Regions from separate parts of the Mus musculus genome. Here region 1 is linked to region 2. Evidence: chromatin loops called from intact Hi-C (ENCODE). Cell type or tissue: left cerebral cortex. All regions are shown on one strand. Region 1 overlaps Myadm (myeloid-associated differentiation marker). Region 2 overlaps Cacng7 (calcium channel, voltage-dependent, gamma subunit 7).

Region 1 (5,000 bases), 47 kb after region 2:
GATTATACAGGAGCGGCTCACTGATGAAGGCAAAGATGATACAGGCTACGAAGGTCTCAAAAACTTTGAGCAGCCCTGGCACGGTAGCCATATAGCCAGTGATCTCACCGGGCCTTGCACGGGTCCAGGCCACTTCAGTGGCATACGCCAAACAGGCAACGCAGGAGAAAGTGGTGGCAGCGATGGCATGGTCCCGGGTACGTCCATGAGCTAGGAACTGCACATAGGTGGTGGGATAGATGATGGAAGACGACAGGCAGAAGAGGGCCGCGTAGCAGGCAAAGGTGATGGGGAAGTTTCGCCATGACAGGGGGAAGTGGGCCTGGAGTCCACCTAACTCCACAATCAGGATGATGAGGGTAACAGCAAAGCAGAAACACCAGGTGAACATGGCCCAGTTACCCATGGGCCCTGTCCAGGCACCCACACTGGCCACCAGCGAGAAAGCCACACAGGTGGATATTAGCTGCAGGAGGCGGAGGAGGCCCAGCGGCTGGGTCAGCGCCCGAGCGGACCCCACAGTGGTGGAGGATGACGTTGTAGTCGTGATGGTTGTACGAGTTACTGTTACCGGCATGGCTGAGAAAAGGAAAAGCATTTGGGTAAGATCTCACATACTGAGGAATCCAGGTACCCAGCCCTCATCCGTTTTGGAACAAATTACTTTGAATTCTGAAAAGGATGTGTCTTAATATATGGAACTTGTCTATAAACTATAAAAATGAATTGGTCATCTAGGTTCTAGGCTCATCCTAGCCCTACCCATAAGAAAACCCAAAATCCAAACACTCAAAGCTATACTTCTTGCTTCCCTTTCCCAGGGAGTCAGCATCCTATCCACGGGAGTGTGTGCTGCCATGCTGGAAAACTAGAGCTGGCTTACTGGGACATAACTCCTGGAAGGAAAAAACCAACTTCTGACCTCCATGCGAACACATACAGACTCACCCCAAACATACACCTACAACTTTGACCGTGGGGATGTGGCTTAGCTGGTAACACGCTTGTCTATATCATTCAGGAAGCCTTGGATCTGAACCCTGCACTACGCAAACCAAGTCAAGAAGGGCACACCCATGATCTTAGAAATTGGGAGGCTAAAGTGGGAAGGCTACTGTGAGATGGAGACCAGCCTCGGCTCTGTAATAAAGTCCAAGCTAGCTTGGGCTACAGAATGTGGTTCTGCCTTTAAAACAAACAAAGCCAACCTGGTCTACAGAGTGAGTTCCAGAATGGTCAAGGCTACTCTGTTTTATTACAAACAAACAAACAAACAAACAAACCCTGTTTTATAACAAACAACAAAACCACCCACCCAGCAATGAAAGATATGGTCTAAGATCTAGCCTGTACTTCACTTCCTCCTGTGTGTGACCTAGGGTTTTTTTTTTACCCCAGGCCCTGTGTACAAAGTTCCCTCTTTTATCCACAGCGACTCAGTCATCTCTAACTTCTCCATAGCCAAGACTCTAACTTCCTCATACTTTATGCCCTGTGAAAAGATTTCGTGTACATAAGAGCAACATAGACCTTAGCAGCCCCTACCCACTCAAAATTCCATCTTCTATTCCACCTCCCACATCTAACCAGAGTACTGGACCTGCATCCTTCTCACTCCTCTTCCAGAGATCTCTGACCAGGAACATTATGCTTTCTTTCTCCCCTCCTTTCAAGCTTCACCCACCCCACCCCCAATCCTACCTCAGACCTGGAGAATTGAAGACTGCTCAGTTTCTGCTTTCTTATCTCTGAGCTTATCACTTCCTCCAGGGACTCAGCTAACAGGTACCTCAAGTACAGGAAAATTCAACTCCCTCCATTCTCATTGAGCAGTCCACTGAAATCTCTAGTTTTCGAGATCAGTCATGCAGGGCTAGACCTCAGGACAGGCCTCTCGGCCTTCTAGTGTACCATGTAACCCTGACATGGGAAGTGAGTGGAAGGACTAACATCTTTTTGTTTGTTTTGTTTTTTCGAGACGGGGTTTCTCTGTGTAGCCATGGCTGGCCTGGAACTCACTCTGTAGACCAGGCTGGCCTTGAACTCAGAGATCCACCTGCCTCTGCCTTCCATGTGCTGGGATTAAAGGCATGTGCCACCACTGCCCAGCCACATCTCTTTTTTTACACTGCAAACCACAGCTTCTGTCTCCTTGTCCTAGAGGCTCAGAACTAGGACCAAATGCCAGAGCCCTTCTCAGGATGTTAACTGTCTGACCTCTCGGCTGATGCCACTAAAGATATGAGAAGGTGGTTTCCAGGTCCAATTTTCTTATTACTATTGTCAGTTCTGTAGTTATTTCTTCTGAATTGAACATCAGCTGATAGAGGGAGGGGAGGGACTCAAATAACTCAAAAGCTATAGAGACTAAGGGCCAACTAAATGGCTCAGTGGGTAAAGATACTTACAACATGGGCTGTTGAGATGACTCAGCAGGTAAGAGCACTGATTGCTCTTCTGAAGGTCCTGAGTTCAAATCCCAGCAACCACATGGTGGCTCACAACCATCCGTAATGAGATCTGACACCCTCTTCTGGTGGGTCCGAAAACAGCTACAGTGTACTTATTTATTATTATAATAATAATATTACTTATGTATGTATTTATTATTATATGTACAGCGTACATATAATAATAAATAAATCTTTGGGCTGGAGCAAGCAGGGCTGGAGCAAGCAGAGGTCCTGAGTTCAATTCCCAGCAACCACATGATGGCTCACAACCATCTGTATAGCTACAATGTACTCATATATGGAAAATAAATAAATAAATTGAAAGAAAGAAAGAAAGAAAGAAAGAAAGAAAGAAAGAGACTTACAACAGAGCATGATAAGCTGAGTTCTGTCCCCAAGACCCACATGGTGGATAGACCATGTGGAATTCTGCAAATTGTCCTCTGACCTCCATACACTGGCTATGGGGTGTACACATACATGCACACACACAATAATTACATGTTAGAAAGACAAACCATAGAACCCCCAAGGCTCAGAAAGTTACAGGGCTGTGCTATGAGGCCCCTCCCAAAGCTGAAGTAATATATGAGCAGCAAACAATTAAGAGAGGACAGGAAGACTCTTCTGCCCAGCTGACTACAAGTTGAGCAGTGTACCCCAGAAATGCGTCTTCCATGAGTCTTCCATGTTGGGGTGGGCTTCTCTATGCCCCTGCAAGTATTTCCAGTCCACTCACTGGCTCACCCAGTGCACTTGGGTTAACTTTGGTCTCTTTGACCTTGCATCTTTGTTTGTTTGTTTGTTCTGTTGTGGCTGTACTGGAACTCACTATGCAGATCAGGCTGGCTGGCCTCGAACTCAAAGAGATCTGCCTGCCTCTGTCTTTGGAGTGCTGTAATTAAAGGTGTAGCCACCACCGCGCGGCAGCCCATCATCCTGTGTTCTGTGATGAACACAGAATTATTCATAACTTTCCCCCGAAGAAAAGTCGTGCTAAGGTCAAGCCCACGGAAAGACAGAAGGGCTTGCTTTAACCTCTGGAAGCTCACACTGTCCCAGAACAGCTCCCGAAGTACACAGGAGCCAGCTTCTGGATACAACTTCTTACACACATGGATGCCTCTGATTCTATCCTTTGGAACTCCTCCAGGTCCCTTGTCTCTCAGGATCTAGGAATCTAGGCACAACTCCCCTCCTTCCTCATACCCAGGGATCCAGGATCTAGTCCTTCCTCTCCTCCTATAAATCCAATTCAGTATTCCTGCCTAAGCTAGTTAGTTGTCCCAGGAATCCCCAGTCTTCCTACCATAGACTCAATTCAGTTTTCAGGCATACACTACTAAACTGAGGGGTTCTGGCCCCTGGTGCACCTCCATCTACTTAAACATAGTACAGGGCTCTAAATCCTCCACTCTTAACGACTCCCGGCTAAATCTAAACCCCATCCTCTTCCCTAAAAATTGTACACACAGCTCCCCACCCCAGTTTCTTGACCCTCAAATAAGTCCGCTCCACCCTCAAGAGCTAGGAATTAGGACTCGGAGCACACTCACCTGCTCCCTTAACAGAGGACCCGGAAGGAGAAAGTTCCGGCTGCGAAGGCGGCTAGGGTTGCACACCTGGAAAAGGCTGATCAGAAGCCCTGGAGGAAGAGAGCGACAGTCAGAGTGGAATTCAGACAGTCCTCCTTGCAGCACTCTGACCCCGGAGCCCTAGACTCCACAGCTGGGACGTGTCTCCCAGTGGGGACGCATACTTGGCAGAGATCCCCCAGGCGAGGCCCCAGAGATTGCCCTGAGGAAGCGCCGCCCCTCTCCTTCCTCTCCCAGAACTTGCTGCGTGGGTGGGGTGGAAGCAAATGTGGACAAAGGGCCCGCCCTCAGGCTCGCGAGGGGCGTGAGTGATGTTAACCTAGCCCTGATTTGCAGCCTGCAGAGGGAGATCCCTGGGCGGTGGCTGTAGAGGCGGGAGGCCCAGCCTGGCCCCAGAGTCTCTGCTCCTTATAAGGGCTTTAAGTTGCCTCAGCCAGGGCAATGTGGCAGGGACCAGGAGGTAGTGCCAAGACCCCCGCCGAGAGAGCGAAAGTGGGAGGGGGGAGGGGAGAGGGAGGGGGGAGAGAGAGAGAGACAGAGAGACAGAGAGAAAGAGAAAGAATGAGTTTTTTTTTTTTTGGTTTTTCGAGACAGGGTTTCTCTGTATAGCCCTGGCTGTCCTGGAACTCACTCTGTAGACCAGGCTGGCCTCGAACTCAGAAATCCGCCTGCCTCTGCCTCCCGAGTGCTGGGATTAAAGGTGGGTGCCACCACACCCGGCGCGAGAGAGATTTTTATGGTTACTTGAAAAGTGTGAGTTTGGAGCCAGGCAGAACGACTCCCAAAAGTTGTCCTCTGAACTCTTTCCGTGTTCTGCAGTAGATGTGTCCCTGCGTCCCTCACCCACTGATATATATATATATATTCTATTTTTCTATTTTGAGATAAGCATTTGCTATGTAAGCCTTACTGGCCTGGAACTTGCTATGTAGACCAGGCTGGCCTTGAGTTC
Region 2 (5,000 bases):
AGAAAAAGAAATATTTCAAGACACATTATGGTTTGAATGTGAAATGTAGCCCCACAGGCACATATATGGAATTTTGTTCCCCAGCTGGAAGTATGATTTTTGGAAGCCTTTGAAAACTCTAGGAGGTAAGACTTAGCCTAAAAGTAGATCAAGTAGATCACTTGAGGATGTGCCCTTGATTATAGGTTCCCTCCTGGCTCGGCCCTCACTCACTGCTTTCTAGTAACTTTGTCCAACTTAACAGTTGTGGTTTATGACGGTGGTGATGGGAGTGGGGGTGGGGCAGATGTGCATGGAGGGGATGGAGAGAACTCAGTTATGAGTGCGTCCTCTTGCAGAGGACCCAAATTCAGTTCCCAGCACCTATATCAGGCAGCTCACAAGCACCTTTAACTCCAGCTCCAAGGGATCTGACACCTTCCTCTATTCTCCTGTACACACACCCTACACAGACACACAGAATTAAAAATAAAATAAAACACTTTTTGAAGAACAAAGAGGGGAGGCCTAGATGGCTCAGCGGTTAAGAGCACTGACTGTTCTTCCAGAGGTCATGAGCTCAATTTCCAGCAACCACATGGTGGTTCACAACCATCTGTAATGGGATCTGATGCCCTCTTCTGGTGTGTCCGAAGCCAGCTACAGTGTACACACATACATTAAATAAATAAATAAATAAATAAATAAATAAATAAGTAAATAAATCTTCAAATAAAATTAAGTTAAATAAAAAAAAAAGGGGACAAAGAGAGAACAGGGTGAGCTGGGAGGCCTGGTGTCTTCACCAGTCATCTCTACCTAATTCCCTGAGGCAAATTCTCTGACTGAACTTGAAGCTCATTATTCAGCTAAGTCTATACGTTTGAAGGACCACCTGTCTCTACCTACTCAGTGCTTGGGATACAGGCATGCACTGCCATAGCCACTGTTTGTTTGTTTGCTTGCTTGCTTTTAATGTGGTGCTAGGGATCCGAACTCAGATCCTCAATCTTGCAAGGCAGTCACTCTTTACCAACTGAGCCATCTCCCTGCCCCAAACATAGACTTTTGCCTCCACGACGAGCCACCTCGACACGGGCCTACAACAATGGAGCCAGCCAATACACAGAATGAAATCTCTGAGATCGTGAGCCAAAGTAATAAACTGCTCTTGGGCTGGCGAGATGGCTCAGTGGATAAGAGCACTGGCTGCTCTTCCAAGGGTCTTGAGTTCAAATCCCAGCAACCACACAGTGACTCACAACCATCTGTATAGCTACAGTGTACTCACAAACATAAAATAAATAGATAACCCTTTTTTAAAGGTATTAAAACTGTTCTCTCATCTCTCAGAAAGAGCTCATCCAGGCAGTAGGGGATCTCTCAAAGATTATAGCTGTGGTTCAGCTGCTGAAAGCCACAAGCTTGAAGGTGCATAAGCAAATACCCTGGGATAGGGTGAATAGACTAAAATCTATTCACTCTAAGATGAATTTAAAAAAGAGATTTAGTCTGGGCATGGCAATATATGTCTATAATCCCAGCACTAGGGAGGCTGAGGTAGGTGGACTGCCATGAGTTTCCGGCCTACAGAGAAAGAGCTTGTCTAAGCTCATCGCTATGTATCTGTGCTGACTAGTTCTACCTAGGAAGGAAGTCATTATTTTTACACATTTTAATTAAAATAAATGAAAATTAAATGTTTATTGTGTGTGTTTATAAAGAGATATGTGCATGTGAGTGCATGCACCCGTGGAGGCAGGTCCTACAGAGCTGGCATTAGGGAGGGTTGGGAGCCATCCCAATGTGGGTGTTGGGAACCAAAAAAATTTTCTTCTGGAAGAAAATTTCAGAGCTTTTAGCTGCTGAGCCCTCTCTCTAACCCCACAAGGAAGGGAGTATTAATGACGAATTATCTAGATCAGGTTGCCCTAACCAATCATCTGGGGGTTGGAGGGATTGTCTCAATTTTTTTTTTTTTTTGTTTTGGTTTTTCGAGACAAGGTTTCTCTGTGTAGCCCTGGCTGTCCCAGAACTCTCTGTAGACCAGGCTGGCCTCGAACTCAGAAATCCACCTGCCTCTGCTTCCCAAGTGCTGGGATTAAAGGCGTGCGCCACCATCGCCTGGGGGTTGTCTCAAATATTAATTGAGGTGGGACCCATCGTGAATGTAGGCATTTCCTGGGATAGGACCTCAGCTATTTAAGAGTAAAAGACACTAGCTGAAAAAGCAAGCAGGCAGCACGGGTGCTTTCATTTCTCTCTACTTTTTTTTTTTTTTTTTTGGTTTTTCGAGACAGGGTTTCTCTGTATAGCCCTGGCTGTCCTGGAGCTCACTTTGTAGACCAGGCTGGCCTCGAACTCAGAAATCCGCCTGCCTCTGCCTCCCAAGTGCTGGGATTAAAGGCGTGCGCCACCACGCCCGGCTCTCTCTACTTTTGACAGCACATGTGACGAGACTGGCTGCATGGGCTCCTGCCTTGCTTTTCCTGAAATGATCGACTGAAATTATAAGCCAAATAAACCCTTTACTCCTCTAAGTTACTATTAGTCTGAATGTTTTGTTTCAGAAATCAAACTAGAACACCACACACATCATACGACAACACATGCATGCATACACACAGAGACGCACGCATGCACGCACTCGACGTCAGTCTCTCCCATTTGGAGACCAGAACTCTGACTCTCAGCCCCAAAGGCATCATTAATCTGCAGTTTGAGCTTGGGCAGACAGTTACTGGTTCAGCGCTTGCACAGTGGATTTTAGAATCAGAATACACTTGGTTCAAAGCCCAGCTCTGCCATTGACTGGCTGAATCAACCAGTTCCATCCCTGTGGTCTGCAAACAGAGGGACTTTATATACAACATACTGGGTAGATTGAATAAAAGTCCCCATGGGATGCACTCTTGCCCCACTTTCTCTCTCTAGGCTACTATTTTTCCATCTCAGAAATGATGAGCCCTTTCTGTTCTGACACTTTTGGATCGTGATATCCAACATGTCTTATTTTAGCTCGGTGTCTGGCTCGAATGTTGTGATTTGAATCTGCACAGAGGCTGTACCCTGCTTTCCTTGAAAAAGGTCTTCTCAGGTTAGGGTGAAGGCTGGGGGAAGGTTTGGCCTCAAGAGAGCTGGGGAAGGAGCAGGGACATCCTTCTGCAACTGCTTCCACAGTGACCTACAAAGATGGACCCTGTGGGAGAGCAGGGTGAAGGAGAAACACCGTAGGTTGTGGCAGATTATATATCTATGTATGAGGAGATGGTTCAGTGGATAAGCGTGCTTAGTGTTCAAGCATGAGTACCCAAGTTTGAATTTCCAACATCCATTTACCAAGTAAGCCTTGGCTGACCCATGTCTGTGACCCATGCACTGGGGAGTCAGGCCAGAGACAAGCAGATCCATAGACCTCGTTGGAGCCAGTCTAACTGAAATGGCAGTAACACACCCTTTATCAAGGCAATAATGCAGCATATGACTGAAGGTCACAACATTCTGCTGTGGCTCTACATGCACAGATGCACAGACCCACATACCTCATATGCATAACACACACATGGGCACACACACATACACACTCTTAGATATCAGTCAATCAGACTGGATTGTTGAGATGAAGTATATTGGAATTACAGTAAACTGGTCTGGAATGAATTGGATTGGACAGGGATGGAGGGATAAGACGCCCCCAAAGAACTTCGCTGTGATCTCCAGACACTGGCATCATCTGGAAGCTGTTCATGTTGGTGACTCGGCTGTGTGGATCTTTGATCCCTCACTCTATCAGGTGAGCGCTAACAACACCCCATAGACTTTTTAGAGGATGCAGTGTGAGATCACACATGCTAAAGATAAAGAGCCTTGCACCTCAGAAGACAGAGGAGCTGTAGATGAAATCTAAACTCTAGCTAATGGCATGTACTGTGAAGTGCTGAGAGTGAAGGGCACCTGAACTACATCCTGAAATGTTTAAAAAACAGCAGTAAGAGATGGATGGATGGATAGAGAGATAGATAGAGAGAGATAGAGAGAGAGAGATAGGTAGAGAGAGAGAGATAGAAGCTTAGATAAAGAATTTAGACCCTGGCTTCGATGCCCAGCACCATGTAAGCTGGGTAAGGCACACGCCTGTATTTCTAGTGCTCAGAAAGCGAAGGCAGGAAGCTTAGATGCTCAAGGTCGTCCTCAGCTGCACAGTGAATTTAAAGGTAGCCTGAGCTATTTGAGACCTTTTTTCCAAGAATGGAAAAGGAAGAAAAAGGAAAGAGAAGGGAAGGGGAGAGGAGGGAAGGCAAAAGCAAATGGAAAGGAAGGGAGATATGGGGATGGGATAAAAGAAAAGGAAAGAAAAACAGAAACAGGTACAGATAGAAGAAAATGTAAACCCGGTAACAGACCACCAGCTGACTGGAAGTGATGGGCCTGTGACTGCTCACTATAAAAATCTTATTTGTGATATAGCTGTCTCTTGTGAGGCTATGCCAGTGCCTGGCAAACACAGAAGTGGATGCTCACAGTCATCTATTGGATGGAACACAGGGCCCCTAATGGAGGAGCTAGAGAAAGTACCCAAGGAGCTGAAAGGGTCTGCAACCCTATAGGTGGAACAACAATATGAAATAACCAGTACCCCCAGAGCTCGTGTCTCTAGCTGCATATGTAGTAGAAGATGGCCTAGTCGGGCATCACTGGGAAGAGAGGCCCCTTGGTCTTGCAAACTTTATATGCCTCAGTACAGGGGAATGCCAGGGCCAAGAAGTGGGAGTGGGTGGGGAGGGGGGGAGGGTATGGGGGAACTTTTGGGATAGCATTTGAAATGTAAATGAAGAATACATAATTTAAAAAATTGGGAAAAATTTTTGTTTGTTTATTTGTTTGGGGGAAAAATTAAAATAATAAAATAGTGCACCCAAAATAAAGAGCTCTGCAAACTGTTAATTCCTAAAATAACTGTGCTAGTTAAAAATACGACTTCTGGAGGCGAACTAAGTGAGTTTGACTCCCAACTCTGCACT

The links. Hi-C counts contacts between places; a loop is a spot of excess contacts. Peaks named below come from ENCODE experiments on the same cell type or tissue, not always from the same donor. Only the 100,000 strongest peaks of a DNase experiment are listed, where the experiment ranks them.
Region 1: it touches region 2 in a loop (5-fold over the local background); 2 of 42 quality-filtered maps call a loop at or near these places.

Annotation. Positions count from the first base shown.
Region 1 is chr7:3,292,301-3,297,300 of GRCm38, reverse strand. It overlaps Myadm (myeloid-associated differentiation marker), which reads right to left. Exons shown (of 3, transcript NM_016969.2): 2 at 4,010-4,098; 3 at 1-579. The coding sequence starts at 577. Among named protein-coding and RNA genes, the nearest start is that of Myadm, 4.2 kb to the right of the region's middle. In left cerebral cortex, a CTCF peak has its summit at 2,540 (motif pointing left); a DNase peak (open chromatin) is centred at 4,295; H3K4me3 peaks cover 197 bases; H3K27ac peaks cover 293 bases.
Region 2 is chr7:3,339,358-3,344,357 of GRCm38, reverse strand. The region is part of intron 4 of Cacng7 (calcium channel, voltage-dependent, gamma subunit 7); the gene reads right to left. Among named protein-coding and RNA genes, the nearest start is that of Cacng7, 9.0 kb to the right of the region's middle. In left cerebral cortex, no CTCF peak of the experiment used is centred here; a DNase peak (open chromatin) is centred at 3,005.